2 separate regions of the Homo sapiens genome follow, and region 1 is linked to region 2. Evidence: read pairs that join two places in POLR2A ChIA-PET (ENCODE). Cell type or tissue: GM12878. All regions are shown on one strand. Links, peaks and the distances in the headings refer to the core of each region. The heading gives the core; the rest is flanking DNA. Region 1 has its middle 46 kb from the start of LINC02111. Region 2 overlaps BASP1 (brain abundant membrane attached signal protein 1).

Region 1 (15,320 bases), core at 4,208-12,207, 110 kb after region 2:
TTAGGTTGACAGGGGTACACATTTAATTCTTCTCTAGCATTGCATGGCCATTGTACTGGTTCATTTTATGTGTCAACTTGACTAGGTTAAAGGATGCCCAAGTAGCTGCTAAAACATTATTTCTGGGTATGTCTGTGAGGGTGTTTTTGGAAGAGATTAGCCTTTGAGTTGGTTGACTGAGTAAGGAAGACTGTGCTCACCAGTGTAGGTGAGTATGGTCTGATCCCATGAGGGCCCAGATAGAAACACAAAGATGGAGAAAAGGTGATTTGAAAAAAAGAAAACCCAAATTTTAGACAATATTAATTTAACAGAGTTTATTTGAGTAAAGGATAATTCATGAATCAGACATCACTTAAAACCAGAAGAGGTATAGAACGCTCTGCTACAGCAGGGTGGGCAGAGAGCTTTTGTAGGTGGACACACGAGTAAGACAAAGAAAATATACTTGATTGGTTAGAATGGAAAGACCTTGGTTAGAGGGCAGCTGCAGTTTCGATTGGTAAAGTCTCTATTTTCATTTTACTGTTTATGTTGGGCTTAGGTAGACACTAGAACTACCTCAGTCTAACCACCTCCCTGTTAAGAATTTTTCAGCAGGGTGAATTCACTCTTCTTGAGCTGGGACATCCATCTTCTCCTGCCCTTGGGCATTGGTGCTCTTGATTCCTGCACTTTCAGACTTGACCAGGATTTCCACCATTGGCCCACCCCCACATTCTCAGGTCTTCAGACTTGGACTGGGATTTAAACCGTTGGCATCTCTGGTTCTCAGGCCTTTGAGTTTATCCTGGAATGACACCTCCAGTTTTCCTGGGCATCCTGCTTGCAGAGGGCAGATCACAGGCCTTCTCAGCCTCCATAATCATGTGAGCCAATCCCTCATGCTCAATCTCTTTCTATATATCTATACATACCTTATTAGCTCTGTTTCTCTGAAGAACTCTGCCTGATACAGTCATAATATGTTCTTTAACATTGTATTAGTCCGTTTCCATGGTGCTGATAAAGACATACCTGAAATTGGGTAATTTGTAAAGGAAAAGAGGTTTAATGGACTCACAGTTCAACATGACTGGGGAGGCCTCACAATCATGGTGGTAGGTGAAAGGCACATTTTACATGGTGGCAGGCAAGAGATAATGAGAGAGAAGTGAAAGGGGAAGCCCCTTATAAAGCCATCTGATATCGTGAGACTTACTCACTATCACAAGAACAGTATGGGGGAAACTGCACCAATGATTCAGTTATCTCCCACCAGGTCCCTCCCACAACATGTGGGAATTATGGGAGCTATAATTCAAGATGAGATTTGGGTGGGGACACAGCCAAACCATATCAAACATGAATGTAATCAAAATAGTAGAAGGCCATGGGCATATGCCAAACTCTTCACAGGGAACCCCTTTATACCTTCTCTCCCAGCTTTTAAAACAGCACTTCAAGCCAAACAGCTATCATGCAGCATTTACCTGGTATCATGCAGTGTAAAACCTGCTTTTATAGACTGCTCATTCTTTGCACTGTCCATTTTAAGCCCATGAGACATACTCATTGACCTGGCAGAAGAAAATATTCAGCCTTGGATTGATAGATAAGTACTTATATTATATTAAATGTAATTATCTATTAAATCACATCTACTGTTGTCACAGTTTATCATTTTTTGGGGGTGTGATGATGCTGAAATATTATGGAACAACTAGAGTAATTTACATATTCTTTACTTTGGTCACATTTTTCATTGAAGCCATCAAAATACTTAAAAATAATTTTCACTCTTTAGTATCAAATTATCTCATGTAGATTGACTGTTTCAATAAAAGCATCTAAAGCAGCATTTGTAGCCCAAGTGTCAGAGTTGATGTTTTCCAAGATTAAAATGTTTTAATTGTAAAATACCCAAATAAGCTCAGGTCCAAGAAATATATTTTTGATGATAAGTGCTTCTTCTTTTAAGATTATTTTTTAGTGACCACAATCAAGAGTGATAATGAAAAACGAAAGAAGGGAAGAAGGAAAGGAAGGAAGAGAATAATCCAGGGAGAACAGATTTAGGTTGGTTGAATGTTCTGGATGTATATGGATTTTGTTTTCATTTTATTTCAATGTTATGTTGTAAAAAATTCAAAACATACTATGAATTTGAAAGAATTTTAAGTCAACACCCATATACCTACCACCTAAATTGTACCACTAACATTTTACTATACTTGCTTTATCACATATCTACTCATTTCTCTACCTTGGATGTATAAATGTTTTAATTCTATGCAATGAATGAATCAATTTTATACAGAGTTCCAGTTGGTTAGATCTATGCTGTTTTCCTGTTTCTGTAGTATCTACCATCACTTCCAAGCGAGACAAATGAGACAGATTAGAAGAATCAATTCAGTTTATCAAAAAATGCTTCTTGAGCATTTAATGATGTGCCCAACATGCTTCTGTGGAGCTGGGCAGGCTTAGAGGCTTAGCAACTGTCTGGGGAGTTTCCTAACTTGGCATTCTCATGGGCTGTACTCCCCCAAATTCTGAGTCAATAAATCTGACACGGGAACAACTTGAAATCTGTATTTTTTTAAAGGATATTTTTAAAAGACATCAAACACGATTTTGAGGCAAAAACAAAAAACAAAAAACCTGATAAGAACAACCGTCAGAGTGAAAGGATAATAGCAAAATCTTTGGTGATACTAGTGACTACCCTCAGTAAGACAGGGCAGCTACAGAACTTGAAAACTAATCTCTAATGACAGCAGGCAAATCAATGGTTGTCAAGTGGTGTGCTTAGAAGCCTTTCCTCTCAGCCAGGCCCACTCCTGGGAGCTAGAGATACAGAAATAGATAAAACCTGTCTTGCAAGTTAACAATAGGATTTAACAGGTGCTTGGATTTGGAAACCATTGACCTTGACACTGTCAAAGAACTGTATGTTACAGTCCTTTTTTTTGGTGGGGGGATGGTGGGAAGGGACAGGGTATTGCTCTCTGTTGCCTAGGCTGGAATGTAATGGCATGATCTCTGCTCACTGTAGCCAAAACCTCCTGGGTTCAAGTGATCCTCTTGCTTCAGTCTCCTGAGTAGCTAGGACTGCAGGTGAGTACCACCTGTAATTTGTATTTATTTTTAGTAGAGACAGGGTCTTGCTATGTTTCCCAGGCTGGTCTCAAACTCCTGGGCTCAAGTGATCTGCCTGCTTCAGCCTCCAAAAGTGTTTGGATTACAGGCATGAGCCACTGCATCCTTACAGTCTTGAGAGAAGGCAAGACATTTTGGAGGAAAAGTCAATCATCCAATATCTAACCAAGTACCCAATTCTGTGGTTTACACTGTAAGTGCTTGTATTAGTCGGTTTTCATGTTGCTGATAAAGACTTACCTGAGATTGGGCAATTTACAAAAGAAAGAGGTTTAATGGACTTACAGTTCCACGTGGCTGGGGAAGCCTCATGATCATGGCAGAAGGCAAGAAAGAGCAAGTCACTTCTTACATGGATGGCAGCAGGCAAACAGAGCTTGTGCAGGGAGACTCCTGTTTGTAAAACCATCAGATCTCATGAGACTCATTCACTATCATGAGAACAGCACAGGAAAGACCTGCCCCCATAATTCAATCACCTCCCACTGGGTTCCTCTCATGACACGTGGGAATGTGGGAGTCACAATTCAAGGTGAGATTTGGGTGGGGACACAGAGCCAAACCATATCAGTGCTTTAAGTTTCCAGCAGATAGAATGACTAATGTAGACTAAAAAGCTGGTCAAAATTTCATGGATAGCAAGATGGGTAAACTGAGTCAAAGAGAATCAGTAGTACTTGAATAAGTCATGAAAGAAAAAACAGACAATCCAAGTCTGGAAAACACAAAAAGGAGTGTCAATAAACTGATGGCAGGAAAATGTCTATGCTCAGGACATGGGGGGTTGTAGTCTTTGGAGGGTATACAATGCTAGACAGTAGCAAATGTAAATTTCTGAACAAATTTTACAGAATAGCCTCAAGTCTCCAGCCCCTGCCATAGCAGCGAATGACACACTGATTATATTTTGTAACTCTCTCCTGTGGTTTCTGGTAGACACAGAATTACATACTCAATAGGAGGTCAGTGGAGTCCAGGGCAAGCCATTTTCATCCCAGGAAGAGGCATTCTCCTAAGACTCCAGTTGCTCACTCCCTTTTGTGTATTAGGTACTTGCAGTTTGAACTAGTGAGATCACAGAGGGCTTCTTCTCACTTCAGCATTGAGTTCTTGGTGCCAAAAACCTTGTTTAGCTCATGGAAAAAATGACATCGAGATTTCTTTCCATCTGCATGCATCTCCAAGATCTCTGGCTCCCATCAAACTCATATTCATTGGTTGTTGTTATTTTGTTTTTCACTTTCTGGCCTCCAGTATTAAGCCTGACTACTGAGGCCATGAAATACCTAGATGCTGCACTGCCATCTTGGACGCCTATAGACCCATGACTTATTTATAGAATATTAGGAACTTTATTAGTTATTAATTACCGTTCTGATTTCACAATTTCCAAGGGTCGGGAATCTGGGCGTGGCTTGGCTGGGTGGTTCTGGCTTACTATGTTTCCTGAGGTTACAGTTGAGATGTCGGCTGGGGCTGCAGCCATCTCAAGACTTGACAGGGGCTGAAGGATTCACATCCAAGTTCACTCATGTGGTTGTCAGCAGGCCCCAGTTCCTCACTGGCTGCTGTCAGAGGGGATTGGAGTTCCTTGCATGATAGGCTTCTCCACAGGGCAGCTCACAAGGTGGGAGCTGCTTTCCCCAGAGCCAGTGGTGTCCTAGAGAGAAGGCTGAAGAGCTGGAGAGAGCCAAGCTGGGAGCCTCAATGGTCTATAACCGAATATCAGAAGTGGCAGTACATTACTGCTGCCATTTACTATTTGTCACAGAGACCAAAGTATCAAAGTCCACTCCTGGTACAGAGTAGAAGGGGACTATAAAAAGGACTCTGAAAGTATCAGGAGGCTGAGTTCCTTGGGGACTGCCTTGAGGGCTGGCCAGCACAGGCACCATCACCCCAGTTAGGGTGTCTAAACCAGCTCCGTATCCATCCAGATACTTCTTTCATCCGTCTTGTTTGAACATGAAATGGGAGAGACACTAAGTACATTTTCAAGAAAGCAACAATGCATTGCCTGAGTGCCTTTTGTGCACTAAATGCAACAGTGGGTTCCATAGAGTTCACTGAAACAATAGGAGAACTTTTTCCCCTCAGGATCTTTAGGATGTGTTTGAGAAAACAGTACAGACACTAGGGTATGGAGAATACCATTTCTCGTGGAACTATACAAATTCAACTCAACCATAGCTTAGGCAAAGAGGGTCATTTCCTGGAAGCCTTGCGTGGCTCAGGGAAGGGCAGGGGTGTGGGCACAGCTGGACACAAGGCACAAATCCCACCGGGACTCTTTCCGTCCATCTTCATTCCTGTTGCTCTCTCTGTATTGATTGGCCTCATGCACTCCAACTGGCTTCTTTCACATGGCAGCCAACGAGGCTTCTGGCAGCTCTTGGTCTATGTCTTACAGCTGTGCAGTATGGAAGGTAATGATTGTGTGTAGTTCCAAATTTTAAAGTTTAAGGGGAGGGCTCTGATTGGTCCAGCCTGATTCCTGGACCCATCAGTGTGTCTCCATGGCGTTGTCCAAGCTCATTAGGTGTCAACCCTGTGACAGATACTGTGGAGGTGCTGGAATTACAAAACCCAAAATAAAACGCAGTTTCTTACTAAAGAGATGGCAGTGATCTGGAGACAGGGGGCAGGAAGCTTAAGAAACTCATCTGTAGGTCTGAAACAATCCTAAATGGAAGATCCTGCTTGCACAACTGCACTGTGTAACAGGGGAGGCAGTCAGAGTGTGGGTGAGCCTGCAGGTTGTGTGAGGCTATGTATCATTTCCATTCCATTTTCTTTCTTTCCTTCTTTCTTTTTCTTTCTTTCTTTCTTTCTTTCTTTCTTTCTTTCTTTCTTTCTTTCTTTCTTCCTTCCTTCCTTCCTTCCTTCCTTTCTTTTTTTTTTTTTTGAGATGGAGTCTCGCTCTTTCACCTAGGCTGGAGTACAGTGGGGCGATCTCAGCTCACTGCAACCTCTGCCTCCTGGGTTCAAATGATTCTCCTGCCTCAGCCTCCAGAGTAGCTGGCATTACAGGTGCGTGCCACCACACCTGGCTAATTTTTTATATTTTTGGTAGACGGGGTTACACCATGTTGGCCAGGCTGGTCTTGAACTCCCAAACTCAGGTGATCCACCCACCTTGGCCTCCCAAAGTGCTGGGATTACAGATGTGAGCCACCACGCCCAGCCTCCATTCCCATTTCGAACTTCAGTTCTTTTCCACTTGTCTTGATTTAGTTGGGTCTACTGGCTGTCTCTGTGCTGCGTCATTAGGATGCCAGTTCTTTGCATAAGAAACCCTTCCTAGGCTGTGTTCTGAGTAGCATGGAGCTTACTGAAATGCACAGGATTTCTAACAAGTCATAATAGTTTCTGACAGGAGCTTTCTTTCAGAGGAAAATGTGAGAAAGCAAGTGGGGTAGAAATGTCTTTGTTTTCACTGAAGTACAGTCAGGATGAATAATTAGGAAATTGATACTGAACTCAGCTGTGTTACCTGAGCTGTTAGTCAAAACAAGGTGGATGAGGGTGTGGGTGTGTTGGTGCTTCCAGAAGGCAGGTAGAAGTTCTCAAGTCTTCGAGTCCATGTGTCTGTTAAGGGTTCCATCCAACTGGATGATGAGGGCAGAATTCCTGTTTTCCAAAGTGACACATTAGAGTAAGTGTGTATCTAGCTAGTCAAATGGTGTAATTTTAGGAAAGACATAGGTTTCTAACTCTAAAATAATGCCCTTCGGTAGTGAGTCATGTTCGTGCCACTGTACTGCAGCCTGGGCAACAGAAGGAGACCCTGCCCCACGGACCCCCACCGGAAAATAATGCTCTCAACTCCATGCTCAATATCAAAATGCCTCAGTCAGAGACAAAATATTTTATTTTAAGGTTAAAAAGAGATAGAAATATTTCTGAAAGATTTAAGACACTGGTTTATATTAGAATGTTAATAAATCACATCAAGTGCTTTCTTGGATTTTTTTTTAATTGGGTGAGTCATGTGCACGGTCATCTGCATGTGTGTGTGTGTGTGTGTCTGTGTGTGTGTGTGTGTGTGAATAAGATTAGGGACATGGACATCAAATTCCTAATACCCAATTTTACCTAGAGCTGATTATGATATTAAATTCTCATTCTGCTTCATGCTACATATAATTAATACGTTTGAATGGGAATTCTGTCTGCAAAGTAACAATGGAGAGCCAGACATTGGACTCTTGTAGAATACTTATGACTTTGACTATTTATTTTAATAATGTGTCTGGATATTTGCATTCCATAAGGTTAGTTCTCTCACAGCTTAATTCTATTAGATAGGAGCATACAAGTTAACTTTTTTCCTTCTCAAGTTCAGGAACAGAGAAAAGTTCAACATTCCTTTCCCAATGTGATATCTTTCACTAGAGCCTTATCGCCTTCAAATGACAAGGTTTGGCTATAATTCAAATCAGATAAGGCATGTTATTTATTTTAAGGCCCTTTAAGAACATAGCCAATTAGAGCCTGTTGAATGAGATGCACATCACTGAGGTTTCCTAGAAAGGGCTTGGTCATGGGGTTTTGAAGCCCTGTTACAAAGCATGGCAGATTGCCTATTTTTAAAAGGACATTTATTCTTGGAAACCTGTGATTCTCTTGTTAGCCTCAAACTCCCTTGCTTGTAGGTGTTTCAAAGAAATCTGAGCCCTTGCCAGGCTATTTCTATAAAGTCGCCTATTTTTTCCCCCCAGAGGTTGCCTGGGAGAAGGAATTAAGTAAAAATAGGCTTAACAAAACTGTTCCATGCTTAATTCAACTGACTTCAAATAAATAGTTTATCAAAGTTCTATTAATGAATTACTTGATTAATTCATTTATTTGGCAAATATTTATTTAGGGCCGACTATAAGCTAAGTATCACAGTTAATGCAGTAGATTTTGTCTCTTCTTATATGGCAATATCCAAATATACAAACACATGTGAACATGAACACACAAATGAACAGCAGATACAGTTAAGAGCCTGGCTGGGTCATTGCCTGAATTGAGAGGGCTAGAGATACTCTCTTTAGGGGAAGCCATTGATATGACGTCTGCATGGCCAGAAGGAATTAGACCTGTGAAGACCCAGGGTAGTGCATTCAGAGCAGAGAGAAGACTTGGTCCAAAGGCCCCAAGGTGGGAATAAAGTCAGTATGTTGGAAGAATACAAAGAAGGTTCTGTGTGACAGAGTTTGGAGGGAGGGGCTCAGACAGTGGCTCAGAGAAGTGGGCAGGGCCTAGACCATGGATGAGTTTGTAGGCTGGGGGAAGGAGTTTAGATTTGAGTGCGATGAAAAGCCACTGGAGAGTTTTAAGCAGAGAAATGGCAGGGTCTAATTTAAATTTTCTTTGTGGAAAATTGATTATAGGAAATAAGAGTGGGCTGGGTGTGGTGGCTCACGCCTGTAATCCCACCACTTTGGGAGGCCGAGGCAGGCAGGTCACCTGAGGTTAGGAGTTTGAGACCACACTGGCCAACATGGTGAAACCCCATCTCTACTAAAATGCAAAAATTAGCTGGGTGTGGTGGTGCACACCCATAATCCAAGCTACTAGGAAGGCTGAGGCCAGAGAATTGTTTGAACCTGGGAGGCGGATGTTGCAGCCTGGGCAACAGAGCAAGACTCTGTCTCCCCAAAAAAAAAAAAAAAAAAAGGAAATAAGAGTGGAGATAGGGAGATCAATTAAGAGGGAATTATATTAAATAGTAGGCTAGGGCCAGGATATACGTAGTATAGAGAGTTTGTGGAAAAATCTCACAGTATGGAGGAAGAAAATACACACTTGTGTGTGTATATACATTTATACACAGACACGCAAAGACACACACAGACACGTCTTAGTCCATTTGGGCTGTGATAACCAAATGCCATAAACTGAGTAGCTTGTAAACATCAGACATTTATTTCCCACAGTTCTGGAGGCTGGAGTCCAAGATCAAGGTGCTGGCAGGTTGTGTGTCTGCTGAGGACTTGTTTCCTGATTTCTAGATGGGTCTCCTTGCTGTGTCCTCACCCGATGGAAGAGGTGAGGCAGCTCTCTGGGGTTTCTTGTATCAGGGCACTAATCGCATTCATGACTGCTACACCCTTATAACCTATAATCAGCTCCCCAAAGTCCCACCTCTTAAGAAGTATCATCATGCCGGGCACGGTGGCTCATGCCTGTAATCCCGGCACTTTGGGAGGCCGAGGCCAGTGAATCACAAGGTCAGGAGATCGAGATCATCCTGGTCAACATGGTGAACCCTGTCTCTACTAAAAATACAAAAAAAATTAGCTGGGCGTGGTGGCACATGCCTGTAAACCTAGCTGCTTGGGAGGCTGAGGCAGGAGAATCACTTGAACCGGGGAGGCGGAGGTTGCAGTGAGCCGGGATCGTGCCACTGCGCTCCAGCCTGGCGACAGAGAGAGACTCTGTCTCAAAAAAAAAAAAAAAGAAAAAGAAAAAGAAGTATCATCACATTGGGGGTTAGGCTTCAACAGAAATTTTAATTGTTGTGGGGACACAAACTTTCAGACCATAGTGATATATATTCAAACCTTTTCTTTAAAACATTCTATTTACATTTTACAATGTACATAATATGTGGATACTATAGTGTATCTATTATTCATAAATAAATCCGAATATCTAATGGTGAATTGTATGTGCTCAAAAATAATTTATTGGTGGGGTGTGGCAGCTCACACCTATAATCCCCATGCTTTGGGAGGCCAAGGTGGGAGGATAGCTTGAGCCCAGGGGTTCAAGATCAGCCTAGGCAACATAGTGAGATCTCATTTGTACAAAATAATAATAATAATAATAATAATAATAATAATGAGGGTGTGGTGGCTCATGCCTGTGGTCTCAGCTACTCTGGAGGCTGAGGTGGGAGGATCGCTTGAACCCAGGAGGTTGGGGCTGCAGGGATTGTACCACTGCACTCTAGTCTGGGTGACAGAGTGAGATCCTCTCTCTCTCTCTCTCCCAAAAGAAAAAAATATGTACATAAATTTACACACACACACATTATATATGTTTTATTGATGTATGTGTGATCAAATGGTTTCGGAAGTCATGGTCTAGGTGTAAGATGATGGTGACTTGGATTTGTTGGTAGTAATAGAAAAGGAGAGAAGCAGATGCATTGGGGATAAGGTTTGAAGGTAAAATTAACAAGATTTGTTGATGGGATGTGCCACACACAGTGTGGGAGCCGTGAGCACACATATGGCTTAGATGTGGCCCAGCTCTCAGAAAGCCTTGCAGCCTTGTGGTGTTTTCTTGCCTGAAGACTGAGGACGTAGCAGTTCTCAAGTTTTGTTTACTTTCACATTCATGATGACTCACAGTTTCCCCAGGGAAAATGATTTTTTCTTCACTTCACAGCCACCTCTTTGCACACTTCTAGGGGCCACCATTTTGCATTACATTGTCTGGAATTGTCCAGACAAACAGTTCAGAGTGATATCCTGAAAAGGTGCTATGTATGTGTCTGTGTGTGGGCATGCATGTGTGTCTGTCTTCAAGAGTCTTTTCTAGTAAAGCGACTCTGCCTTAGGGTTGTATTCTTTTTCGTTGTTTTCTGGAGGTGGGGGGGTTCTTTATCTGAGATTCCACAAACAAAGGAATAGTTGGAGATTAACCATCTCACTGCACGACTAACAGCTCAGGTCTCAAGGATGAGTAGCAGATTTCTCCTGAGACTTGGAGCCACAAACGGAAGCTCTCATTTGTTTTTACTAAATATGATTATAATAGAATGTAACCCAACTATGGTGATATAGTTTGGGTGTGTGTTACAAATCTCATGTTGAGGTGTAATCCTCAATATTGGAAGTGGGGCCTTGTGGGAGATGATTGAATTATGGGAGTGGTTTCTCATCAATGGTTTAGCATCAACCTTGGTGCTGTCCTTGCAATAGTAAGTGACTTCTTGTGTGATGTGGCTGTTTATAAGTGTGTGGTACCTCCCCCCTCTATCTCTTCCTCCTGCTCTGGCCATGTGAAGTGCTGGCTCCTCCTTCGCCTTCCGCCATGATTGTAAATTTCCTGAGGCCACCCCAGAAGCTAAGCAGATGCATCATGCTTCTTGTACAGCCTGCAGAGCCATGATTCAATTAAACCTCTTTTATTTATTTATTTTACTTTATTTTTGAGATGTAGTCTTGCTCTGTCACCCTGGCTGGAGTGCAGTGGCACAACCTTGGCTCACTGCAACCTCCACCACCTGGGTTTAAGCAATTCTCCTGCCTCAGCCTCCCAAGTAGCTGGGATTACAGGTCACGCCCAGTTAATTTTTTGTATTTTTAGTAGGGACAGGGTTTCACCATGTTGGCCAGGCTGGTCGCAAACTCCTGACCTTGTGATCCACTTGCCTTGGCCTCCCAAAGTGCTGGGATTACAGGCGTGAGCCACTGTGCCCGGCTCTTTTCTTTATAAATTACCTAGTCTCAGGTGTTTCTTTATAGCAATGTGAGAATGAACTAATACATGTGGTGATTTCTACATATAATCTGTTTTTGTCTTTGCCAGGCTTTATGCCTACCCCCTTTGTTCTTATTCTCCTGACACACTACAAAAAAACCCACTCACACCAAAGGCATTAGTGAGCACTATTAAACTTATTGAAAATGTTGACTTCAGAAGGTGTCTGTTTTTTCCTGAGTTCACTCTCACTGGCCATCCAGAGGCTCTTTTCCTCACCCAGTCCTGAAACCAACTTCACTTCTCTCAGCTTTCTTTTTCATTGCAAATTGCTGCCTCCTTTGGGGGACACCCTGCTATGGGCTCTTGAAATTATCTTCTAGACAAACCTGATCCCTCATTGAGATGGAATTCATGCACCAACTTCTACAAAGACAACACTTCCTCTATGTTATCACGATACAATTACAGTGATCACCACGTGTGAACAATCATAATATTACCATGATTAAAAAGATTTTTGAGTTCCGTATGACTGACCAACAAGTGCAGTTTTGGAATATGATTTGTACTTACGTTAGAGACCATCTTTTATCTATGAAAATTATCTACTAAAATTTTTCTAAGAAACAAAAAACTGGGTGTGAGGGCGATCTGGCTGTGACATCTGTCACCCCATCGATCGCTAGAGTTGATTCTGCTGATCTGGCTGGCTAGGCGGGTGTCCCCTTCCTCTGTTACCACTCCACCTGCGTCCCTCCCGAAGCTGCGTGCTCAGTCAAAGAGGATGACCATCCCTGATAGAGGAGGACTGGTCTTTGGTCAAGGGCATATGAGTAGCTGCGCTCCCCTGCTAGAACCTCCAAACAAGCTCTCAAGAAACAAAAAACCTATTTCTGATTATGTCAGAGTGTTTTAGCTTTTCAGGGAAAAGTGAATACTCAATAAACAGATAAAGTAGGCTATGTCGTTATTATTTTTATTCTAGGAAGGAGACTCACATTCTATTAGGTTAGATATTAGGTTAGAACATTTTTTTTTTTTTGAGACAGAATCTCACTCTTTTTGCCCAGGCTGGAGTGCAATGGTGCCATCTTGGCTCACCACAACCTCCGCCTCCCAGATTCAAGTGATTCTCCTGCCTCAGCCTCCTGAGTAGCTGGGACTATAGGCATATGCCACCACGCCAGGCTAATTTTGTATTTTTAGTAGAGATGGGGTTTCTCCATGTTAGTCAGGCTGGTCTCGAACTCCTGACCTCAGGTGATTGGCCCGCCTCGGCCTCCCAAACTGCTGGGATTACAGGCATGAGCCACTATGCCCGGCTGTTAGAACCATTTTAAAGAAAAACATGGCCAGGCACAGTGGCTTATGCCTGTAATCCCAGCATTTTGGGAAGCTGAGGCAGGTGGATCATTTGAGGTCAGGAATTTGTAACCAGCCTGGGCAACATGGTGAAACCCTGTCTCTACTAAAAATACAAAAATTACCAGGCCGTGATGGCAGGGGCCTGTAATCCCAGCTACTTGGGAGGCTGAGGCAAGAGAATCGCTTGAACTCGGGAAGCAGAGGTTGTAGTGAGCTGAGATCGCACCACTGCACTCCAGCCTAGGTGACAGGGCGAGACTCTGTCTCAAAAAAAAAAAAAAGAGAAAAACATAAAGTCGCTGTTTTCTAATAAAGAGGCATGAGAGGAACTACTCTGCCATTTTTTAGCTGTTGTTGTTGTTGAGTGGAAACTAAGTCTTGGGGTCTGGGTTTTGGTCTTGAATGTTTGTTTGCAAAGTATAGAAGACTCCTGTACTCTAACAAGTGAAAATAACGTAAGAATATTGAACATATGCTCACAAAATGATGCAATTAATTCACACTTGGTGAATTGATGGTTAGAGGCTAAGCAGAGAACGTGTCATTTCACTTGACAAATGCTGTTTTGTTTGTAGCTTGATTATAAGAACCACAAAAGCATGTCATAGTGTAGTTTGAGTGAAAGGATGAAAATATAAATAGAACATTTAAAATCATCAGTTGTTGTGCAATTGTCATTCTTTCTGACTGCCTGATACATTTTGAACACTCTTAAGGTATCTGGAGAATTCCACAACTATGTTTAGTCTTAGTGGCTTAAAAAGCACAAACTTAGTATCTTAGAGTTTTGGTGATCAGAAGTCCGAACAGGTCTCTCTGGGATAAAGTCAAGGTGACAGCAGGCTGCATTCTTTCTGGAGGCTCTAGAATTGGTCTCTTTGCTTTTTTCAGCTTCTAGAAACTGCCTGTATTCCTTAGGTCATGGCCGTGTTTATCTTCAAAGCTAGTAGCATAGAGTCTTCCGATCTCTCTGCCCTTTGCTTCTCTGTCACCTCTCCTCCTCTCCCCCACCTGCCTTCCTCCCATAAGGAACCCCTGTGATTAGACAAGGCACACCTGGATAATCCAAGCTAATTTTCCCACCTCAAGTTCCTCAGTCACATCTGCAAACTCCTCTTTGCCATGTAAGGTAGTATATTACCAATTTCCGGGGTCAGGACATGCATCTCTTTGGGGGCTGTTTTCTGTGTACCACATCCCCCATTCAATTTCATACCCAGAAACTCACTTTCCCAGCCTCCTTTGCATGGGCTATGGTCAGCATGAGTGAGGCACTCACCTCACGGGACAAACTTAAGGGGGCGCCAAAAAATGCAGTAATCAAGATAAGTAACTTTTTTTTTTTTTTTGAGACAGAGTCTTGCTCTGTCACCCAAGGTGGAGTGCAGTGGCACCATCTCGGCTCACTGCAACCTCTGCCTCCTGGATTCAAGTGATTCTCATACCTCAGCCTGCTGAGGAGCTGGGATTACAGGCACATGCCATCACACACAGTTAATTTTTGTATTTTTGGTAGAGATGGGATTGCACCGTGTTGGCCAGGCTGGTCTCAAACTCCTGACCTCAGGTGATCTGCCTGCCTTTGCCTCCCAAAGTGCTGGGATTACAGGCCTAAGCCACTGTACCCAGCCTAAGATAAATAAAATTTTAATGCAATATTTCAAAAAATTCAAAAAATCTATGTTGGTTAACATTTTAAAACAAAGACAGCATTACAGATTTTCCCTTTTGACTTTGGCTTCAATGTGGCCAAGCATGGCGGTATCCTTTGCAACTAAACAAAGCATGTGACCCAGACTGAATAGATGAGGTGCACTTGTGGTAGGCTTTAACTTAGAGCAAGCAAAAGAAGCAGGGGCCTGGCACACAGCATTCATGCCAGCTTGTTTGGGATGCTCATGGCTGAGAGCAGAAGTGGAAAGCATGAGGCCTCAGAGACGTGAGCTGCTTGCCAGGGCCCTTGCTCTGGGACAATGTCAGTGGCTTGTGGGCAGTAGGTTGGTGAAACTCAGGTTTTGTTCCTCGTCACACTGCCTATAAACCCATTCTCTGATCAATCAGGAGATTCTGAGAGTTACTTGTTACCCTTTATGAAACCTCTTTTCTGCTTAAATAACCAATCTACTGTTTTTTGTAACTACCAGCCCTGAATAATGTAACTTATCAGTAAGGACCATCTGAGTTGGTTGGCACAGGCAAGACAAAGCCACAGGTGCAGATCAATGTTAAAGGGCATCACGCTGGGTCCTTAATCAAGGAAATAAAGCACACATGCCTCATTTAAAAACTCACCCTTGTTGGGCATGGTGGCTCACGTCTGTAATCCCAACACTTTGGGAGGCCGAGGTGGGTGTATCATTTTAGGTCAGGAGTTCGAGACCAGCCTG
Region 2 (15,320 bases), core at 2,456-10,455:
GGAACTGTGAGGTTGCAAATAGAATATTTTGAAAGATAAAGTACTCTTTATGTGTTTTGGGGTAATGTTTTTGGAGTGGTTTCTCAGGAAATCGTATAAAGACTGGATTTGAAGAATCTAATAATTCCTATTTTGGGGTTGTAATAAGAACTACATATGATATCTAAAAATGACTTAAGTGTGGAATGGCTGGCTCTGAAGGGCTCCTCAACCTCTCAGTCTCAATTAGTGATATCAATTACACTGAAAGTGTTTTCAACAACTGAAAGTGTCAATCAACACTTTCAGTGTAATTGACATCACTAACTAATTTCAGTATATTCAGCTGTATTTTTGTTCCAGCTTGATTAATGAAGCCCGGGGGACCCCAGGAGTATTAAGTTAGAAGTAGGATGTCTCAATCCTAAAGGGGACCAAATATCATGGTTCCTATTTTCTGTCCTTGTGTTTGTAGATATTTGAAATTCTGTATTATATGGGAATTAGCCTGAAAGTGGATTTCATGATATCAAGATGGCCACCTTCCTTGAATTCCCCAGGTCTGCTTATACTTATACTTATGTAACTTAAGAAGTGGCATTTAAGTTCTCTTGAGAAAATACAAGGGTAGTCTTGAAACCACAGCAGTGCCCAGCCTGCCAAAGGAAGGCTTTTGTGAAACGCCTTTCCAGCCACAGCCTTTGAGGCAGACGTCTAGGTAAGTGTCACATGAGAACAGATGTCTGGTAAATGCTCTCAAGAGTAAAAATCAACCATACAGAGTCCATTTCTCACCAGAATATAGTTCAATTGTAATTTTGAGGAGCCACAAGCCTAAGAAGGAAGCAGTGTGATTAAAACAGCATTCTCCTTTTCCCTCTAGAAGTCAGAAATGGGATGAAATGGGAGGCAGAGAGAATGAAATAGTGTGTTTTTCTTCTGCACCCTAAGGATTTAAATAACATAAAAAATTATTTCTTAATGTTTTACAGACTTTCCATACTCAGTACATTTTTGAACAAAAATAGGGAAAGCTGAGATTTTTTGACTCAACAAGGCCGTCAGTGCTGAGAGGTGGTGATTGAGCAGGCTTGGAAGTCTAGGAATACATTCCTGAAAGCTTTAGAGATTTAGAAATAGAAACCATCTGCAAGCACCACAGGGGCCCAGGGCATAAGGAAACACTTCAGGATAATATAGGAAAATGGTGTGCAGTGGAGAAAGCAAAGCATTTACACAATATTTTCCCCTTATCACTTAAGCATTTTATAAACTCTTTTTTTTTTTGGTTCGTTTTGAAGGAGGCAGGACTGGACTTCATTGGTTTGTGTTTTGAACTTCTGTTTGAAGTAGATATTTCAGCAATTTGTACATTGTGTAGGGAGTATAATATTTAGAAAGCATGATTTGGAGGGTTAGGCATGGTGGGGATGGACTTTGGAGCCACAGCACCAGGTTCGAATCTTCTCTCAGCCATTTACTGGTTGTATGATCTTTGGTAAATTGCTTACCTTCTCTGTGCCTCAATTTTATTTAGAAAATGGGAATTGTGATACATGGTTACTGTAAGTATTAAACAAAATTGTCATGCACTTAGGACAATGCCTCCTTATATTCAGTGCATCTTTTTAAAGGAGTGTGAATATCAGTTTTCTTTACTGCATCCTTCATCTATAGCTACTCATATGTTTGTTTCAAAGAGACCATTATTGCAAGACAGGCCAATGGTGGTGCCTTGCTCAGTAGGTAGAATATAGAAGTCTGCGGTTTAGAAAACTCCTCCAGGTGTGGTTAAGAATACGCTAAATACGTCAGTAGTTCATGTGGACTAAGTTTCAAAAGTGGGTAGGTTAATACAACCCAGCCTCCATACTGAATTTGTACTTTTTTTAATTGAAGGAAAAAAATGAAAGTCCTTGGAACTTCAGAGACAGGATTACTGCTTTGATATGTTGAGACCTGGACTCACCCTGATTAGCTGTATGACCTTGGGTGTAGATGTAACTCATTCAGATTCCTGAAAATCCTTAGCTTTGTTGTGTCTTGAATCAGATGTATCATTAGCATTTGAAAGAAGTCTAAGTCATTAGTACTAAGGTTGATAAGCCAACTTAGGTATTTTACATTCCATATTATTCCCACTACCTCCACCCTGCCCCTGCCAAACAGGCATCAGATGCCCACCGCCTCCATACCTGGAGTAAAACTGAAAGTTGTATTATGTAGGAATGTAAAGATGTTGTGATCTATTGACAAATCTTTGGAAGGAATTATCCCCGTGGGGACCTTAGAAATCAGGAACTCTGAACAACAAAACAAAAAAGTCTTTGGAATTTCAGCTATTTGGGGTGGATCAATTCTGGAACTGGTCTTAACATTTCAGACATTTACTTCAGGGATATGCCCAAGGATTTGCTTTTGTCCTTCTGGACACTTTGTTGTTGAGCAAAGGTGAATTCACTCTCATTTTGGGTAAATTGTTGTTTAACAGCTTCCTTAAACAGGTTTTTGTATCTTACGGATTCTGGAGGGAAGTCATATATTTTACTCTATCTGTCAGGTGTTCACTGTAAGGAAGGGGATTTTAGATATAGTGGTTATGTCTTTTAAAAAGTTTCCTAGGATTTCAATCCGTGTAGATGGAGCTACACTGTACTTCTCCTAAGCCTTGGCCATTTTATCTTAGGTAATATGGACTCTTCAGGGGGGGAAAAAAGGGGAAGGGGGGCTCTTGAATAAAATGGGTAGCCTTTTCACATATTGACATCTTCAGTATTAATTTAGAGAGAGCGATACTAACTTCTTCAATGAAAAATTATTTATGGAAGAGATCCAGTGTATACTTCTAATATTTCATCAGTATTACGTTAAATTGCTTGTAGATTAGAGGTGCTTCTTGTCATAGTGAATGGAGACTAATACCTTAAGTCATTCCTTTCTAGTATGATGATTGTGGTTGCTCTTACTGAGGACTATAAATGTGGATTTGGTTGATACTTTCACGTTTCTCCTTGGACATTGCAGATGGAAGTCATAACCCCAAATGTCTTACTTATCTGCAATTTTGCTCTGAGATATGGACCAGGCTCTAGCAGACCGTCTGCCACTGTGTAGTTAGTGTTGCCTGATTAGAAATAAACCAAGTCCTGCCTAAATTGGTCAATCTGTTTTGTTCCGCGTCCACGCAGGATCCACTTACAGAAAGCCAGTGGCTGCTTTTAACCACTATCGAAACCTCAGTCCTTTGTAAGTACTTTCCTTGGAGCAGAAGGTTTAAAAGCTCATGACTAAACACTCATTTTGGAACTCAAAATAATCTTAGAGAAGTTAGTGGGTTGCTCAGAGTCCCACGAGCTGCTTATGGGCTGCGTGGAAACCCAGGTTATTTCCCCATAAAGCCTCACTCCTGCTGCCCCTCTCTTCTGAGAGAGAAGCAGAGAATGTCTAATTGAGTCACTCTTACTCACTGTCTGCAACGTAAAACTTTTTTTTCTACCATTTTTTTTTGTACCCTAGAACCATTAAAAAAAAAACCAGTCTGGATCCTATATCCGTCTCATGATCTCCCCCAGAGGAGACCTCTTCGGCCTTTTAATACACCACACATGCCCCAGGGGGACGGTGCAGTCACTACCTGCTGCCACTTCATCCACAGGCCATCTTCCCCTCAACTTACTCCTTTCTGCTTCTTACATTATGTGCACGTGGTTTCCTTTATATGCCAAAAAGTATATGGCATGCACTGAAATAACTTTCTTCATAAAACTAAACTTTAGTTTTTCTAAAATTTAAGTTAAATCCTTGTTTTTCTCCCAAAATGCACAGTGGTTGGGGGCTGGGAAGCTGGCGATGGTGGGTATGTGTTTGAAAAGAACGCCAGCTGGCTTTAGACTTATTTGGGGGCTATAGAGCAAGCGGAGCAGTCAGGCATCCCACCCACCCCTGAAATGCTCGGGGCCCTCTTGGCAGATCCAGTGTGCACGTTGTCGTGGCAGGTGGTGGATGGAGAGCTTTTATGCCGATTTCTAGCGTTATCTGGCTTATTGGTTTGAGAGCTGCATACAACGGGATGTTTAATCTTTTTTATTTAAAATTACCATTTATAGTATTTGGGGTGATTTAGAGGATTTAAAAAATCTGTTAGATTCTGAAGTAGTCCTTAAAATATGGAACATAAGTGCTTAAGATGCTAAAACACTTTCTAAAGCATACTATTGGGATGTTTGAAACTGATGTTGGTAAATGTAAACTGTGTGCATTTGTGTTTGGATAATCTGTGATAAGTTTAGTTTTTGATGAGACACAATTTTAATTTCACATTTAAAATGACATATTGAGGTCAATAAGAGCAGGTTTGAATTTACATTTTCCAGAGAAACCCACAATTAATAGGTAACTTTTATTTTCATAATGCTTTTAATTATTACACTTACGTAGATTCAGAAATGGATATATTCCTAAAATAAACCAAAATTAAAACTTCTTTGTCTTTTTAAAGAAAAGCTGTGGTTCTATTAGAGAAAAATACTTCTTTTTTAAGTTTATGAAGAAATAGCTGTTAGATAAAAACTTTTCCTGGTTGAGCTTTCTAAATTACAAATTTCCTGAATTGCATGGCAAAGTGACTTTGAAAAGACCCACTTCATTTTTCCTTTGACAGTCTATTCAAAACACCATTACCACGTAGACTAATACAATAACCAAGGTAAATAGTAACAAGATCTAATGGGGGAAATAGTGTATCAAAAGGGGGAAAACAGTATCCACTGACAGAGAGAACTAGCTGTTTCTTAAAGAGACAGAGAAGAAAGGTTTCCTCGGAGTTATTGGGTCTTCATAGGATGGTCTCCTGTCCTTCTCTGAGCTTGCCTTGGAAACTGTAGAGGCTGTAGGAATATTTGCTGTCTTTAACCCTTACTAATGTTCTCAGCTATTTCATTAGAGGATCACAGTGTCTGTATTTGCCTTAGGTGTAAGATGATTGGAGAAAAGGAAAATGTAGAGAAATCAGATTGACTTTAGATGGACAGGCAGAGAGTTCTGGAGTGACTTCCCACTCCTTAATTCTGCAATGCACCCAGAAGGCAGGGTGAGGTTAGATGATCACCTGGGTATTTACTATAGCCATTATTACTGTGATTAGATAAAGTGTCCTGGAATCTTCTCTGAATAACTCATTTTTCTTTTTTTTTTTTTTCTTTTTTTCGTTTTGCTCTGTCGCCCAGGCTGGAGTGCAGTGGCGCAATCTCAGCTCACTGCAACCTCAGCCTCCTGGGTTCAAGCGATTCTCCTGCCTCAGCCTCCCGAGTAGCTGGGATTACTGGCACCCGCCACCATGCCCAGCTAATTTTTTCGTATTTTTAGTAGAGACAAGGTTTCACCATGTTGGTCAGGCTGGTCTTGAACTCCTGACTTCGTGATCCACCTGTCTTGGCCTCCCAAAGTGCTAGGATTACAGGTGTGAGCCACCGCACCCGTCCTTTTTTCTTTTTAGACAGTCTCACTCTGTCGCCCAGGCTGGAGTGCAGTGGCGCAATTTCTGCTCACCACAACCTCTGCCTCCTGGGTTCAAGCAATTCTCGTGCCTCAGCCTCCCTAGTAGCTGGGACTACAGGTGTACGCCACCAAGCTTGACTAATTTTTATATATATATATATATACAATATTTTTTTTGACAGAGTCTCGCCGTGTCGCCCAGGCTGGAGTGCAGTGGCACGATCTCGGCTCACTGCAACCTCCGCCTCCCAGGTTCAAGCAATTCTTTTGCCCCAGCCTCCAAAGTAGCTGGGCCTACAGGTGCCGCCACTATGCCCGGCTAATTTTTTTGTATTTTTTAGTAGAGATGGGGTTTCACTATATTGGCCAGGCTGGTCACAAACTCCTAACCTCAAGTGATCTGCTCTCCTTGGCCTCCCAAAGTGCTGGGATTACAGGCGTGAGCCACCATGCCCGGCCAATAACTCATTTTTCTAAGGAAGAAAGAATCTCGATTAACAATTGGTGATGACAGTGCCTCCAAAGGCTTCTCATAATCACCCAACCTCAGGTAAACAGGGTGAATGCCACCCTATTGACAGGAGGTTTATTGTGGCACTGGGTTTTGCTCAGTAGCCCTGGTGATCTGTTGTTGAGAACCCAAGCTCATATTTCCCAAGGCTCACCCAACTGGACTTTAGAAACCTGGTTCCAGAATTTTCAAATGTTTGGTTTTCAGGCAGATAGTAACAAGTGTTTGTACCAATGTTCTCCAGAAGGTTGTTAAGACAAGATTGATAATGCTTCCCAGGTATGTGTTTCTTTTTCTGACTCACAGCTGCATGTTACTAGTTTTCCTCATCTGACCCGATGATTGACTGATGGAAAGTCTCATTGAAGGTTTGGTTATCCTTTCATTGGTAGAAGAGACAAAAACAGGACATAAGTGGCTTATTCCATTCACCTCTACTTTTCTATTGTAACTGGATTTATTTCTGCCATCCAGACAGAGAGCCTGGGCTTTGATTTCATCTGTACCAAAGTTTTCTGGGTGGACAGGTACAGGGGGTCATCGTAAGAGAACTCAACTGACCACAATGCAGAGAGAGGTAACTATCCAATGGAATGGTAACATGGTTCCACTACGGTAAGAACTGTAGTGTTAAATGAAATGAATTCTTAATGGGAAAGGAGTCCTATGAATATTTCTAAGTTGTTATGTTTAACTTAACTAACTCTTAAATGCAGGGAATTTAACTTAAAAGTGAATTTAACAAAGAAGTGAATTTAAAAGCCAACAAGCTTCATATCTCTCCACCTCACCCCAAACCCGTGTTAATTAGCCCTTCTTGCTTAAATCAAATCACCTTGTTGAAATTTAATGCTGTGACTAGCAATGTATTCTTTGACCATATCCTTGTTTCCAGCAACAAATACTGCCACGTTAAGGGGAGAAGGAAGTGATGGATAGAGGGACCAGTTGGCAGATTGGGACACACGTACAAACACTATTCCTTTAACTTGCTTTCTTTAGATCCGTAGTTCCTACCTGTGAGTCTCATTTCTGTATTGATCCGCATTGGCTAAGCATACGACTAAAGCGGGATTCTTTGTCTTTTCTTCAGTGAGCTAGCCAGGAATCTCAGAAAAAGGGCAAAGAAGTCCAGAATGATGTAATGCTGCAAAAAATGTTACTGCTGTTTCTAAGGGGAGTGGAAGAAACCCAAGCCAGTTTTGAGTTGAGTGTGCTTCCTGTTGGAAGGGGGTGAGAATTCAGAGATGTATACCTATTAAAAAAAAAACAAAACTCTTAGGATATCACACAGCGTGGCAAACCAGCAAGCCCTGACCTGTTAGCAGTTGTTTGCATAGTTTACCAGGTAGAGAAAGCATCCACAGATAGAATCAAATGTTTGAGGACACTAACGTGCACTGTGGTTAGTGTGAGGTTTAACTGGCTGGGGACACATTTCCACTTAAATCTGATTCTGATAACACATTTAACTACTTCCCTAGCTAATTACACAGTTCCAGGCTTGAGAGAGGAAAAGGCACCTGTGAGCAGTGGCATGTCTTGTTAAATAAGGTTTGAAAACCCTTCCGAAAAGGAAGAAATGGCTGTACTTGGGGACGTTTGAGCATAGTAATTGTGCAGCCTTGCTCCTGGCTGAGGGGAGGGGAAAGAAAGCCCTTGGTTTCTGCTCCAAGAAGTGTTCAAATTCCCCTTATGTGGGCAGAATTTTTGGTAAGTACAATACAGGAAGCAAAACTGCATTGTTCTAGGTCAGCAGTCAATGACCTATTGTTTCTGAGCCCCTCTGTTCCCTCCTCACTTTGTGTTCAGGGGACGAAAGCCCAGAGCAGGAGAAGAGGAAGGGAAGTCTGGGAGAGGCTGGGAAGATGCACCCGCATTAACACAAGTTGGAGAGGCACCAATGCTCTCCTCCTGTGTCTACTCAGGCTGCCATAACAAAATAACAGATGGGATAACTTAACAAAAATATATTTTTTCATAGTTCTGCAGGCTGGAAGTCCAAGATCAACATGTTGGTAGGATTGGGTTTTTTTTTTTTTTTTTTTGATGGAGTCTTGCTCTGTCACCCAGGCTGGAGTGCAGTGGCACTATCTTGGCTCACTGCAACCTCTGCCTCCCGGGTTCAAGCAGTTCTCTGCCTCAGCCTCCCAAGTAGCTGGGATTATAGGCGTGTGCCACCACGCCCAGCTAATTTTTTTGTATTTTTAGTAGAGATAGGGTTTCACCATCTTGGCCAGGCTGGTCTTGAACTCCAAAGTGCTGGGATTACAGGCATGAGCTACCGCACCTGGCCCAGACTTGAGTTTTCTAAATCAGAATGGAATGATCCTGGGGAAGCTCATTTTAAAATCTCCTACCCAGAGTGGCAATGGTAGAGAGCCCTTCTTGTTCTAGACAGAAGAGTTGACCAGATGCCTAGGCCACTTTAAAATCCTATTCTAGCATCTGTGCTTTCTTTTAGGGATTCATTAGACAGACTCTTAACGGTGGAACAGATTTTACTGGATAGAGACTTGGGGTTGAAGACAGAAGGCAGGGGCTTGAATAGAAGCAAGTGCAGGAAGAGTGGTGGGGGTTTTGACAGAAAGTTTATGAATCAGTGGGACACCGAGGAAAGGGAAGTGTGTGTCGGGAATCATGGAAATCCTCCATGACTATAGAAACCAAGGCTAATGAATTTTGGGGCCTTTCCAAGCAATAAAACAAGTAGTGATACTTACAGGGATTCTTTTGAGGGGCATTCTCAACAAGTGTGGGTGTGGGTAAGTCTACACTTAACCCTTTTGAGAGGGTCCTTTTTATTATTATTTCATTTTATTTTATTTTTTGAGACAGGGGCTCGCTCTGTGATGCAGGCTGCAGTGGTGTGATCTCATCTCACTGCAACCTCCGCCTCCCGAGTTCAAGCGATTCTCCTGCCTCAGCCTCCCAAGTAGGTGGGATTACAGGTGTGTGCCACCATGCCTGGCTAATTTTTGTCTTTTGTTTTAGGGGAGATGGGGTTTCGTCATGTTGGCCAGGCTGGTCTCCAACTCCTGACCTCAAATGATCCACCCGCCTTGGCCTCCCAAAGTGCTGGGATTACAGGCCACTGCGCCCAGCCCGAGAGGGTCTTTTTAAAACAGTTTACGACTTTTAGGCGTACCCTGTCAAGTAATTCAGTTATTGCTTTCCTGGCTCAAATTTAAGGTCACATTACGTTAACTCTGGCAATACAAATATTGCCTCATGAATCCCCAGTGAAATTGAGAATTAACAATTTAATTTTACTACACTAGATAAACAAACCACTGGTCTTAAAAATAATTGAAACGATGCTGTTTAATGTCTTTTATAACAACTTTCACTGAATTGTTTTCTACATAAAACATAGGATGTAAGTTATTGTAGAATTTAAAAATTTTAACTCTTAAAATTTATGCAGTGTCTATTTTCAATGCAATGTCAGTGAGGACCTTTAGCACTCACTTTCCTGGTAGATAGCACCTTCTTCCAATCATGCCAGAAAACTAGGCTTGTCTCCTGGAATTCCCCATATGGCCTCCTTCCTGGGTAGTGAAACTCACATATGTCCATTTCCCTCTACTTGAAGCCATTAATCTAGTGGAAGCTTCTATTCTCTCCTGGATCACTGCCCTAATACTCTCCTAAATCCAAGCATGACATTCCTCTGCTTAAGATTTTAGGCCTAACTCTCCATTAAACCTGGAATAAAACACCGGCTCTCAGCATGTTCACCTTCTATTTTCGTCTCTTACCTCCGTTCCTACACACTCTCTCACCCACCCTCTTCAGCCATACCAACAGGCTCCCAGGTCTCCCAGGGCTCCAAGCTCATGCCTACTGCTTTTTCTGCCTGGAATATTCTTTTCCCCACTGTTGAAGTTACTCCTAGTTCAGATCTCAGCTTAAATGTCACTCTTGCAAAGATGTTCCCACACCTCCTGGCACTGGGCATTTTTGTCCCTGCATTTGCCAGAATTGATGAGATTATGTAACGTCTCTGCTCCTCTAGATTAAAACATCCAGGAGGCAGGGATGTGTCTGTTTTGTGGACCCATAACAGTGCCCTATAACAATTTCTGATCCATACCAAGCACCCCATGTCTGTTCAGTGTTGAAGGTTGTCTACAGTACATTATGTTCATGGAGAGCACGTGTCTTCTGAACATCGCCTTTGGCAGCTGAGATGACTTCCATAAATGGGCCAAAATTTCACCTCATCAGTTGTGCTTACTATGAAGATGAATAGCTGATGAACTCCAATTACAGTAATTATTCTGTTTCCAGGCAATAACCTTAGCAGTAGTTGTTCTAAAGCCCTGAGACATTACAAGTAATGAGTACTGATGGCTCATGCATCTGAGTGTCCTCCCAAGGTAGAGTCCGAAATGAAAAATGAAGCTGTGTATTATTTGAGGGAGACAAATAGTATTACATTGTGGGAACCTTTCAGAAACACAACACGATGAGTGAAAGCTGAGGATGATTGTGGTTACACTCCTCGTCTGTCCTTCCAGGTTATTGAATGCTTTTGGTCTGCTTTGGATCAATCATTATTGAACAACTTAACTGAATGCATTTTAGTAACAGCCTTTGTGAAGCTGCGAACATCAGGTCCCTAGAAAAGCAGGTGGCTTGAAATCTTTACACATTAGTCAATTATAAACCTAATGAAGTAAAAACGAATTTAGCTCTAATTCTGCGCTGTGACTACTTACTCTGCATCGTGAGTTCTACGAGGTTAGGACCTTGCTTTGTTCATCTTTGGATGTCAGTTTCTAGCACCTAACCGAACCTGTGGTCCAGTAAAGGGCTGGATACGTGGAAGGGCATGTTTCATGGTCATGTGACATCATGCTGTGCAAATAAGGCACATTTCAGAACGCTGTCCTTTACTTTCACATCCAGGAACCAGCTTGTAACGAACCTTTGGCAAACATCACCGTGGATTTTTCTTTTTCTTTTTTTTTTGGAGGAGGAGGTGGGGCACAACTAAGACATCATTTGTGATTTACTCCCCCTCCTCTTCCATGTCACATACCTCTTAGATGGTCAACATTCACCTTCTGCTGTCTCATTTCTGAGACATGAGACAGCCATCGGACTTAGTTTTAACTAGGATTATTAGAAATATTTTTGTGTCCATCTTGAGATCTCTCATCAGATCAATGTCTAGTTTTCTTTTGCTGATTCTTATTGATGGAATTCTTATTAAATAAAAAAGTTTGTAGCTTTTCACAATGGTATGAAATTGATTTCTAAAGTAATCTGTAGTTAAATAATAATGCAAGATTCCAGTAAGCATGTCTAGTTCTAGCAATACAATTTACTCATTCCAAAACATTTCTGGATGTTGATCCTTTATTTGCAAAATTTTTATTTTCATAGGCTTCTGGTTTGCATATTAAAACTATAGTTGTAGTTGAGGTGATGGTAGGCGTCTTTATTGTCTATACCTGTGAGCTGGGTTGAAATATAAGATATTCTCATACCATCTCTATAATCTATGCCATAAACACTTGGCACTTTATTAAATCAATACTTGGTCTGAAGATTGTCTCATTTTAAATGAATTCAGCTCATGAATTGGCCAGTGGCATCCTCTTCAGCTGAAACTCCTATATCTCCTTCCCCTTCTTTGTGTTCCTCCCCTAACATACAGCTGATACTCCCTGGGTAAGATCTGAAGGAGCTGGCTGTGGGTCATCTAGTCCAGAAGGCCATGTCAGTGTTATTTAAATCAGGTAGTAGAATGGGAAGGGCAGTTTGCAATTAATTTTTTATCTTAATGTTTCGAGTCTCTAGTGCACCATACTGCCTCCTGGTTTCTCACAGACCTACTGTATGTTTTGTTTGGAAGCCTTGGCTCATCTTGTGGGTTGTGTACTTAGCTGGAATGACATGGTATCGATGGTTGAGGAGCAATTTATGACACAGATGAGTAATTAGGTGACTGATACGCCTTTTGATGTGTGTTTCCAAGTAGATGATATTTTCTTTTCTTTGTTTTTTTTTTTTCAACATTCTGATATGATTTGCTAGTGATGGTGATGGTGTCATTTTGGTTTCAAAACTGGAAAATACAGGCCGGGCGCAGTGGCTCACGCCTGTAATGCCAGCACTTTGGGAGGCCGAGGCGGACAGATTGCCTGAGTTCAGGAGTTCTATACCAGCCTGGCTAACATAGTGAAACCCCATCTCTACTAAAAATACAAAAAAATTAGCTGGGCGTGGTGGCACACGCCTGTTGTCTCAGCTACTGGGGAGGCTGAGGCAGTAGAATTGCTTCAACCCAGGAGGTGGAGGTTGTAGTGAGTTGAGATCGCGCCACTGCACTCCAGCCTGCACGACAGAGTGAGACTCAGTCTCAAAAACAAACAAACAAACAAAACAAACAAAAAACAATACTGGAAAATACAAACAAGCCCAAGGAGTGATTGGTAGATGTTTAGAGTCTACCATTTCTCGACTTCAGGAAATGTCTGTGTGTATCTCAGTCTTCTGCTATTGTAGGCACACATCATACTTCAACTGTATGAAGATTATTCTATTCCTGCTCTATAAATATGTTATTGGATTGGATGAGCAAGATATACACTTACACATTTGAAGCCGTAAGTAAAAAAAAAAATTATATAGTTAAAAGGTACAAATAATTGCTTTTGTGATGAATTTGTTCTTTAAATGAAACATCAGTGGCATTTGTTCATGTAGTTCTCAGATAAAACTTCCTAAAAGTGGTTCAAGTGATTTCAAAATGCCAAGAATATGTTGCAAACTTGTTTTTTTGTATACAAATGAACAGCTGACATGAGGTTTTTCTACCATGTGAATGTGACGTGGGAACATACAAACCACACTAAAATATTGCAGAATTGATGTTTGTTTATTGATGGAGTTGGGAGACGCATCTCCTTTAAGTAGCTTACAGTGGGTGAAGGCAAACAAGGAAATCAGTAATTACAGCGAAGCAAATGTTGGTCCGTAGATACATGGGGTAGAGATATAAACAGCAGATAGTCATTAAGTTTACTACTCCGATCAATTATATTCTTTTTCTTCAATCTGTCCCTAGATCCACCTCTTTTGCCTGACTAAGCCATGTGAGATATTCCAGTGAGATATTCAATTGGCTATTATTTAAAGAGTTTTATGTGAATATCACTGTAGAGAATATGGAAGAATTCAGCATCGATTACATTTAGTTTAAAGGTCTTAATCACTAGATAGAAAAGAGATTTACACATCTTAAATTTCCATTAAAAAGCAGGCATTTGGGGATTAGAAACTGAAGGAAAAGATTTCCAAGAGTAGCTAGTTCTTAAAACACAGTAAGAATATGCTTTAGCTCTTGAACACAGTGTTTGTAGTTACTGTCAGACTCCTTGGGGAAGTGTCTTCTGCTGGGGCTCTCACCTGACAGGCTAACTGCATTAAGATGGGCCACTCAGCTTGAGAAACAGGAAGAATTGCTGTTGCTCCCGTCTGCTATTTATGTTTTTCTTTTTTTTTTTTTTGAGACTGAGTCTCACTCTGTCACCCAGGCTGGAGTGCAGTGGTGCGATCTTGGCTCACTGAAAGCTTCATCTCCCAGGTTCACGCCATTCTCCTGCCTCAGCCTCCCGAGTAGCTGGGATTACAGGTGCCCGCCACCAGGCCGGGCTAATTTTTTTTGTATTTTTAGTAGAGACGGGGTTTCACCGTGTTAGCCAGGATGGTCTCGATCTCATGACCTCATGATCAGCCCACCTCGGCCTCCCAAAGTGCTAGGATTACAGGCGTGAGCCACCACGCCTGGCCTGCTCTTTATGTTTTTTCATATGAATTACATTTCCTTACATCCCTATTCAGATGTCGACGTTACTTTTGCTCAAAAGTGCTCCTTTCTCTTGACTCCTGAGTTGCAAATAGCTTACCAAGGTAGCTGGGACTCTTGACCATGATGTTTTTTAAAATGAAATCTGTCAACAAATGAAAGACAGGATTGGTAACTAGTATTTTATCATTCCTCCAGCCTTCATCCTCCAGCTTGATTTATACTAACCACCATCTGAAATTGATGATTGTTTCCCATGACCCCACAGGGAGATTCCTTGGATGTAGGAACTCTGCCTGATTTTTGTTTTCCTAGACCTTCAGACACTACTTGGCCCAGAGTAATTGCTCTTTATGAATCACTGCTTTAGTCCAAGCTTGTCCAGTTCTCTGCCCAGGACTGCTTTGAATGTGGCCCAACACCAGTTTGCAAACTTTCTTAAAACATGAGACTTTTTTTTTTCTTTTTTAGCTCATTAGCTATTGTTAGCGTATTTTATGTGTGGCCCAAGACAATTCTTCCAGTGTGGCCCAGGGAAGCCAAAAGATTGGACACCCCCACCCTTGCGTTTAGTCTTTAAGACTATTCTACCTTGGGGGAGAAAAGCAAAAATGATTTCTTATTACACGTATTTAAACCAGTATTTACATTTGTAGGGATCTTGGGCAGGTTATCCAGAGAGCGAGTTTCTTTTCTTTTTTTTGGGATGGAGTTTCACTCTTGTTGCCCAGGCTGGAGTGTAATGGCGTGATCTCGGCTCACTGTGGCCTCTGCCTCCCGGGTTCAAGCAATTCTCCTGCCTCAGCCTCTGGAGTAGCTGGGATTACAGGCACCTGCCACCATGCCTGGCTAATTTTTTGTATTTTTAGTAGAGACGGGGTTTCGCCTTGTTGGTCAGGCTGGTCTCAAACTCCTGACCTTAGGTGATCCGCCTGCCTCTGCCTCCCAAAGTGCTGGGATTACAGGCGTGAGCCACCGCGCTCGGCCGAGAGCTAGTTTCCTGATTGATAAAATGTTCACTGTTTGTTCATATCCTCTCCTGTGTAGTTAGATGGCTACTGAATATATCCTGAGAGCAGGTCCTAAGAGTTTATTTTTCATGTTATTGTTGGAAATAAAAACCCAGAAATATTTTAATAATAGGAATTAAAGATATGAAGACCCTGATATCTGAAAGCTGAGTGGTTCAAATATGGTGAGCAATGCACTCTTAACTAGACCCATATCTTAAGGGAAAAAAATGTTTTTAGTACTTTTCTTGGTATCTTCTAATCTTCAGAAAAAAATTCTTAATAGGCAGTCGATGTAAATAAAACAAAATTCTGTATATTTAAAAAGCTGCTTGCGCTACTGTGTCATTCCTCTGGAATTTTCAAAAGCTGAGATTTTTCTGTATACTTTGAAAGCTAATGAAATCTACCAGCCCACCGGGTAGTAAACAACCAAGAATTCTTGATGGAGGTATTGTAAAGAAAGGTGATAAGGTGGCTGGGCATGGTGGCTCACGCCTGT

Evidence for each region. Peaks named below come from ENCODE experiments on the same cell type or tissue, not always from the same donor. Only the 100,000 strongest peaks of a DNase experiment are listed, where the experiment ranks them.
Region 1: POLR2A ChIA-PET joins it to region 2 with 6 read pairs; 8 of 35 experiments call an interaction of 5 or more read pairs at or near these places.

The regions. Positions count from the first base shown.
Region 1 is chr5:17,333,412-17,348,731 of GRCh38, forward strand. It overlaps the pseudogene RN7SKP133. Among named protein-coding and RNA genes, the nearest start is that of LINC02111, 46 kb to the right of the region's middle. RefSeq lists an enhancer at 10,349-10,643. In GM12878, for the core only: no CTCF peak of the experiment used is centred there; a DNase peak (open chromatin) is centred at 10,500.
Region 2 is chr5:17,221,770-17,237,089 of GRCh38, forward strand. All of the region lies in intron 1 of BASP1 (brain abundant membrane attached signal protein 1), which reads left to right. Among named protein-coding and RNA genes, the nearest start is that of BASP1, 12 kb to the left of the region's middle. RefSeq lists enhancers at 5,811-6,311, 7,432-7,511. In GM12878, for the core only: no CTCF peak of the experiment used is centred there; DNase peaks (open chromatin) are centred at 3,362 and 7,272; H3K4me3 peaks cover 2,478 bases; H3K27ac peaks cover 4,753 bases.